Linked DNA regions of Homo sapiens: region 2 is linked to region 1. The links are chromatin contacts, found by Hi-C or POLR2A ChIA-PET in ENCODE. All regions are on one chromosome and are shown on one strand. Each heading gives the region's core, a stretch centred on a gene start or an enhancer-like site at or near the end of the contact. The rest is flanking DNA. Distances are from core to core; before and after follow the strand shown. Region 1 overlaps MIR4713HG (MIR4713 host gene). Region 2 overlaps CYP19A1 (cytochrome P450 family 19 subfamily A member 1).

The links. Hi-C counts contacts between places; a loop is a spot of excess contacts on that map. ChIA-PET counts read pairs that join two places held with the same protein, here RNA polymerase II (POLR2A). Pooled maps may share reads with other maps.
Region 2: a loop to region 1 is called in a map of ascending aorta, with 3 times the contacts of the local background. The contact joins two enhancer-like sites. A Hi-C loop is called at or near these places in 2 of 168 maps with a recorded cell type or tissue (aorta and ascending aorta), 2 of 37 single-sample maps with no recorded cell type and 11 of 50 pooled maps. POLR2A ChIA-PET finds 5 or more read pairs at or near these places in 3 of 52 experiments (GM10248, MCF 10A and Panc1).

What each region holds. Positions count from the first base shown.
Region 1 is chr15:51,191,236-51,194,623 of GRCh38, reverse strand. All of the region lies in intron 1 of MIR4713HG (MIR4713 host gene), which reads right to left. Among named protein-coding and RNA genes, the nearest start is that of MIR4713, 49 kb to the left of the region's middle. Within about 2 kb of position 1,788, at least 9 of the 41 ENCODE cell types and tissues checked have a DNase peak (open chromatin) inside an H3K27ac peak, as active enhancers do; they include ascending aorta, where a contact is called at or near this core.
Region 2 is chr15:51,226,963-51,230,350 of GRCh38, reverse strand. CYP19A1 (cytochrome P450 family 19 subfamily A member 1) reads left to right here. Exons shown (of 10, transcript NM_000103.4): 4 at 2,418-2,572. All of the region lies in intron 1 of MIR4713HG (MIR4713 host gene), which reads right to left. Among named protein-coding and RNA genes, the nearest start is that of MIR4713, 14 kb to the left of the region's middle. RefSeq lists enhancers at 1,585-1,879, 1,605-1,899. Within about 2 kb of position 1,755, at least 7 of the 41 ENCODE cell types and tissues checked have a DNase peak (open chromatin) inside an H3K27ac peak, as active enhancers do; they include ascending aorta, where a contact is called at or near this core.

The DNA of each region.
Region 1 (3,388 bases), core at 539-3,038:
AAGCACATCACCAGAGGATTTGCCTCATGAAAAAGAGTAGAGGCTGGGCATGGTGGCTCACACCTCTAATCCCAGCACTTTGGGAGGCCAAGCCAGGGGTGGATCACTTGAGGTCAGGAGTTTGAGACCATCCTAGCCAACATGGTGAAGCCCCAACCCTACTAAAAGTACCAAAATTAGCTGGACTGGTGGCATATGCCTGTAATCCCAGTTACTTGGGAGGCTGAGGCAGGAGAATCGCTTGCACCTGGGAGGTGAAGGTTGTAGTGAGCTGAGATCACACCACTGCACTCTAGCCTGGGTGACAGAACAAGACTCTGTCGAAAAGAAAGAAAAAAGAAAAGAAAAGAGAGAGAGAGAGAGAGAGAGAAAGAAAGAAAGAAAGAAAGAGAAAGAAAGAAAGAGAGAGAGAAAGGGAAAGAAAGAGAAAAACAGAGAGAAAAGAAAGAAGGAAAGAAAGAGAAAGAAAGAAAGAAAGAAGGAGAAAGAAAGAAAGAAAAAGGGAAGGGAAGGAAGAGTAGAGACTAGTTTTGGTGGTCTTCATTTCATTTTCTAATAATTTATTTTTATCGCATTTTTTAAAGTGTCAGTCCCTATGGGTTGAAAACTAAGAAAAATAATTTGTCCTTCACCCCAGGAACCCTGCCTTAGGCTCTGCTGAGGCTGAATATATGTGTATATATGGGTGCCCCAAAATAAATACAAAAATTCTCTGGAAAGTCTTGTTTCTTTAGAAAACACCAGGGTTGAACATGAGGTCACATTAATAGCAATAGTCACGTACGGCTGGCTGTACCTCCCACCCCTGCTGGCACAGGAACTCCGACCCCTACAACATTTCCCTTGGGAATTTCTGGGCTCCTCAGGCATCCATTCCTGGACCACAACAACTTTATGTGCCTCCCCAGAGTTCCTCCGCTCCAGCTTTTCTGGGAACTTCAGCCATTTGCTCAACAGAAAGTGCCGGCAGCTCCCTTCCCCTCATTTCTTGATAGCTCTCGCTGTCTCAGCTGTCCTGGGTTTGGACTTGTCAGGAAGTGAGAGGCAAACTGGCCTCAAGACCAAGAAGCACAGGCTAGTTTCTTTCTGAACCATAAGATTCCCATTCTTAGTGAACAGGGCCTGGGGACCTCATACAAAGCTGGCTCAGGTTGGGGGTCAGGGTGGGCAGCTGGAGTTAGCAAGTTGTCTGGCCACAGGGGGATGCAGGTGAGCAGGGCTGGAGATGTGGTATGGGCACTGGGGAAGACCTTTGGGGAGAGAATGTGAGATCCAGCGAGGAGACCTGCTTAGAGGAATCTTTAAAGAGCTTACAGGTAGAGATTTCAGATCGAAGGACCATTAGACGTCATGTAGTCTAATGCCTCCTTTTACAAATTAGGACACAGCTTCAGACAGGATACCTGCCGCTGGAGTAGGTGACCCTTGGACAAGAACCCAGAGCCCCCTGAATGGTGTTCCAATGCTTTTAAAGATGATCTCTAATTCCCCACCGTCCTCCCCCAAGCCCCACTGTTTCCACCCCACATCCAGTGACTACACAAACTAGCTTTGCCAGGAGAGCAACCAATTTTAACCAGCCCATCCTAAGACATTCCTATATGTCAGAGCCCAGGTCCCAGTTTGGGGTTATGGCAATTCACCACTCCCCTACAATTACGGAAGCCCAAGCAGCAGCCGGGGTTTCACTCAGCCTCGCTCTCTTTTCCAGGGTGCTCTTGCAAGGAGTCGGGAGAGAGCCCTGCTATGCTCACATCCGCCAGCAGGGGGCAGATAGGGAAAAGGTTTACCGGCTTTGAAGCCGGGCAGCTCCCGGTAGAGGGGAGCCTGCCTGCCTTGGTTTCTAGCAGGGCTGCTCACTGAACTGGGCTGCCTGCCAGGGGCCAGCAGTAAAAAGCCAGTCAGGTTGGTATTACTGTCTGGTAAAATGAAAATACCCCTAAATGCTCATTTGCTCCATCATTTCAGATTCCCTAGTGGCTGGCTCCAATCCGGGCACTTGAGTTTACATCATAACCTGGTCGCTGAAGAGCTGTGACCTTGGGGAAGTTACTCTGTGGTTTCCACATTTGAAAAAGCGGAGAACCATAGTGCCCACCTACTGGGGTTGTTGGGTGAAACAAATTAGAAATTTCCTGCTATGTAGTAAGTACTCAATACATATTAGCCAGCAATAATACGTGATTTTACTTTTAACTCATCCTTTAAACAAGTATTTATTGAGCATCTACTATGCTTAAGGCCCTGACCCAAACAAGCGTTTAGAAGACAGAAAAATTAATAAGACGCTCCTTCAAAAATGTTACAATTATTTTCTATCATTTATCTATTATCAACACTGTAATCTCTTATTTCTTTGATTGCCCCTGTTATGAGGAAGCTCAGCACCAAAGCTGAAGGCCTATCTTTGCTGCTCTTTTGATCCTCAGGACCAGCGGCTCTACATGCTTCTTTTCTGTTGGTTCTCGTATTCCATTCTATTTTATTTATTAAGTCACTGCATACATCTCTTGCCTGACCTGCTCCATGCCGGGGTCTGGGCTTGCTGCCTTACTGATGGGAGTCAGAGCGGAGCACTTTGGGGAAAGGAAGGCCACTAACGGGTCTGGGCTTGCTGCCTTACTGATGGGAGTCAGAGCGGAGCACTTTGGGGAAAGGAAGTCCACTAACCCCCCTCCCCCACCTCCCCCCCAACCACCGGCAAAAAAAAAAAAAAAAAAAAAAAAAAAATATTTACAGGTAAGGAAGTGACTAACGAGGCCTGAGGGGATGAGAGACGGAGGAGAAACAGCAACAATGAAAACACCTCTGAGAAAGACAGGATCGGAGACTCTGGGGAAAGAAAGAAAACACAGTGAAAGTAAAGACCTTGCCAAGGGCCAGCCCATCATGCGGGCAGAGAAGAAAAGAAAGGGACAAAAGAAAGGGACGATGTGGAAGTGTGAGCTGAAAAGCACAGGTTCAGAAATAAGTTGCTTTTAGTATCCATTTCAGGAGCAGAGCAAGGGACAGCGAGGCCAACTAGCGATAGATTTCCCATCAAGAGACAGAGAAGGGCAGGGGGTAGAAATCACTGTTTCCGGAGTGGAAAAACACAACTGAGTGTCTGAAGGGAGAAAGTCACAGCGTCAGCTGGCTGGACAGCTGAGTGTCCAGGTTCACCGGCCAGCTCGGGCAGCTGCTTTCGTCCCCTCACCCCTGAGCCAGTCTGTAGCCAGGATGTAAATAAGTCACCTGCATATGTTAAAAATATAACAGGACAGCCACTGGCCTTGCTCAGCAATGTTGAAGAATCCTGCAGATGGAATGGTGCACTTCAAGGAAGAGAAAGTACAAAAGAAAAATTGCTGATTATGGCAAAGGAGATAACAGGCTGATTCATCTGTTA
Region 2 (3,388 bases), core at 506-3,005, 36 kb before region 1:
GGACTCTCCTCAGTGCTAAGAAATCCTCACTCTCCCAAATAATCAGTATAACACTTGCCTCTGGCAGTATTGCAGGCTGGCCCACAAGCCAGAGCCAGGCCTGTCTTGACTGCCAGGAGGAGCTCTGGGCTGGGGTCCTTAGTTCATCACTGACCTTCTCTTCACTTTTCTGATTTACTCTGGTTAGATAAATCCAGCCTACTTTTAGTAAGTGACCTTGTTTTAAATTGCTCATCTGTGGCCAGTCACACATCCCTTGCTTTATCACATCGGCCTGATTAGCTTTGTCCCTAACAAGCCTGAGCTTTGGATTCAAAATAGCTGAGAAGTTGGTGCCCCCTAAAGGACACAAGAATTTTAAAGGTTGGCTCTTTATTACTAATAACTAGCAAATATTTCGTTGGGTTTGTTTTATGTTTGGAGTTTCTTACTCTCTTTTTAAAACTGATTAGCAAGTTCTTAAATGAAATGGACAGGCCAATATGATTAATGCAGTATGCAAAAGCCCCAGGGTCAGAGCAGAAAAATAGTGTTTGTCCTTTAAGTGCTTAAAATTTTTAAATATTAGTTTGTGAATAAAGAATATATAAATTACTTAATTTCTGCTTTAATTATAGAATGATGGAGGGGAAGGTAAGTAAAGCTAGAGTTTTCAAATATTTTAATTAGTAAGAATTTCATTCCTTCCTATAGCATAATTTTTCTATATATGACAAAATTTGAAACGTCAGACAAATTCCCCAGAATACAAATGGAAGCATCTGGATTTTTATTTATTTATTTATTTATTTTTGCTAGGGAGAGGCAAACATGTCCAAAACTTAGGATTATTTGATGAATATTATCTGGAATCAGATCAAGAGAATATTTAATAGTGTTTTTATTTGAAAATAGGTGGTTTTTCCTGAAATAAATATTAATAAGTTATTTATACAATAACTCTGCTTTTTTTTTTTTTTTTGAGATAGGATCTTGCTCTGTCACCTAGGTTGGAGTGCAATGGCTTGATCATGGCTCACTGCAGCCTCAACCTCCAGGGCTCGAGCTATCCTACTGCCTCAGCCCACCAAGTAGTTGGGACTACAGGCACACACTACCACACCTTATATATTATATATTATTATACAATAATAATCCTGTTCTAATTTCTTGACACTACCATTATTTCAGGGGCTTACTTTTAAAGCTTAAATAGGACTATGGAACACATCGCAGATGTGAGAGCTGGATTAATACTTAGCCCACAACCTAATACATTGAACCAGAGCAGCGCTTTTTTGGTCTAGAGTCCTCTGGGAATGTATTTCAACAGGCATTAACTGAACAACCTCATTAAGGCAAAAGTATCCTTTTAGGAGCCAAGTGTCAACTAGGAGATGGAGGAGCAAGTCTCTCCAACCTGAGAACCAATTGCAGATATTATAGTAACCACTTGCAATCTTTGAGGGTTATTTGTTCTGAAAACCTCCATAGTGGGAGAATTTGCAGCTGTGAAACAAAATTTCAGGAGACCAGAGGAGAGGGAGGACCAAAGTTGCAATTAATACATGAAATTTTGTATAAATATTAAGTTCACCAAGAAAGTAACAACAACATCTAAAATCAAGATAATACCAATGACATCTAATGCATCTTGAATTTGCATAATTGAGCATCATGCAAATTGCCCTGTCTCATGACTCATCACATCCTGTGTCGTGGGAGAACTCTGTGACCCTGGAGACTTTGATGAGTCATGATGGAAGGCAGAGCCCCAAAATAGCTTCCTTTACTACCACAGTGAACTTTGCATGCCAGTCCAGCCAGGCGCTGGCCAAGCTCAGGGCTAGAAGAAGTGCCCAAGGAGATATTTTTCAAGCCCTGACTGATACTCCACTGGAGGGGGCAGGCCTGATTAGAGACTGGAGTTGGGTGGTACTAGGCAAAACTGCTGGTTCCAAAATAGGAAAACAAGACTTTAGTAATTCCACAAACTTCTGATTCTGTGGCTCACTCTTGTAGTGGGTGGCACTTTGTGGAGTGAGGCTGGATGATACCTGGGAGGCTGGAGGTTCTTCTGGCTCTGGTGGTATGGAGGGTTCAGCTTCTTAGCAGCCTTGCAGCTCTGACTCCAGTAGTGGGTAGTATTTTGGTGAGGTTAGAGAAGAAAGAGAAGTAAGGAATGGTATATGGGTGTGTGTGTGTGTTTTCTATCTTTGGTGATGTTGAAACAGGGAGTCAGTAGGTAGAAATGATTCAACTGGAGAAGGATGTCCTCATGCTAACAGAAGTGCTTATTCAACCCGAATACTAGAAATCATGCACATTGCATTTGGAGCAACATGCATTTGCTAAGAGAGCTACCTCCTAGTCAAAATGTACCACCAGGAGTTCTCCTGACCCTTAAAAATTGACACCAAAGTTTCCTGTCTTTTCAGGTCCTCAAGTATGTTCCACATAATGAAGCACAATCATTACAGCTCTCGATTCGGCAGCAAACTTGGGCTGCAGTGCATCGGTATGCATGAGAAAGGCATCATATTTAACAACAATCCAGAGCTCTGGAAAACAACTCGACCCTTCTTTATGAAAGGTAAGCAGGTACTTAGTTAGCTACAATCTTTTTTGTCTATGAATGTGCCTTTTTTGAAATCATATTTTTAAAATATTTTATTTATTTATTTATTTATTTATTTATTGAGACAGGCTCTGACTCTATCACCCAGGCAGGAGTGACCTTGGCTCACGACCTTGGCTCACTGTAACCTCCGCCTCCCAGGCTCAGGCGATTCTCCCACCTCAGCCTCGCGAGTAGCTGGGACTACAGATGTGCACCACCATGCCTGGCTAATTTTTGTATTTTTTGTAGCGATGGGGTTTCGCCATATTTGAGACCAGGCTGGGCTCAAACTCACGGAGTCAAACGATTGACCTGCCTCGGCCTCCCAAAGTGCTGGGATTACAGGCATGAGCTATCATTCCTAGTCTGAAATCATATTTTGAATTCTACTGCAATAAAGGAGGAAGAGCTAACATTCATTATGCCTTTACTCTGTTGTAGCCATTGTTCTAAACACTTGAATGGCAGCCCCATGTGGTAAATGTTGTTATCTCCTACAATTCACAGAAAATGAGGTTAAGTAACTTGCCCAAGGTCCAAACATTAGTAAATGATAGCCCGGAATATAGCCCTGAAGCCTATATTTCTTAATCACCACAAATTCTTTTCTTCTTATTGATGTGCAAAGCAATTTTATAGGCAAAAGAAGAGATGTAGCTATATATTTAGAGTAATTTCAGTTAAGAATTTAGCATGTCACCCATATGTTTGATTTAAACACGGCCAAACAATGTGTTTGCTGAGTGCTTGACTGACAGCCCAGATGATTTAGCAGGAAGCAATTTGTGA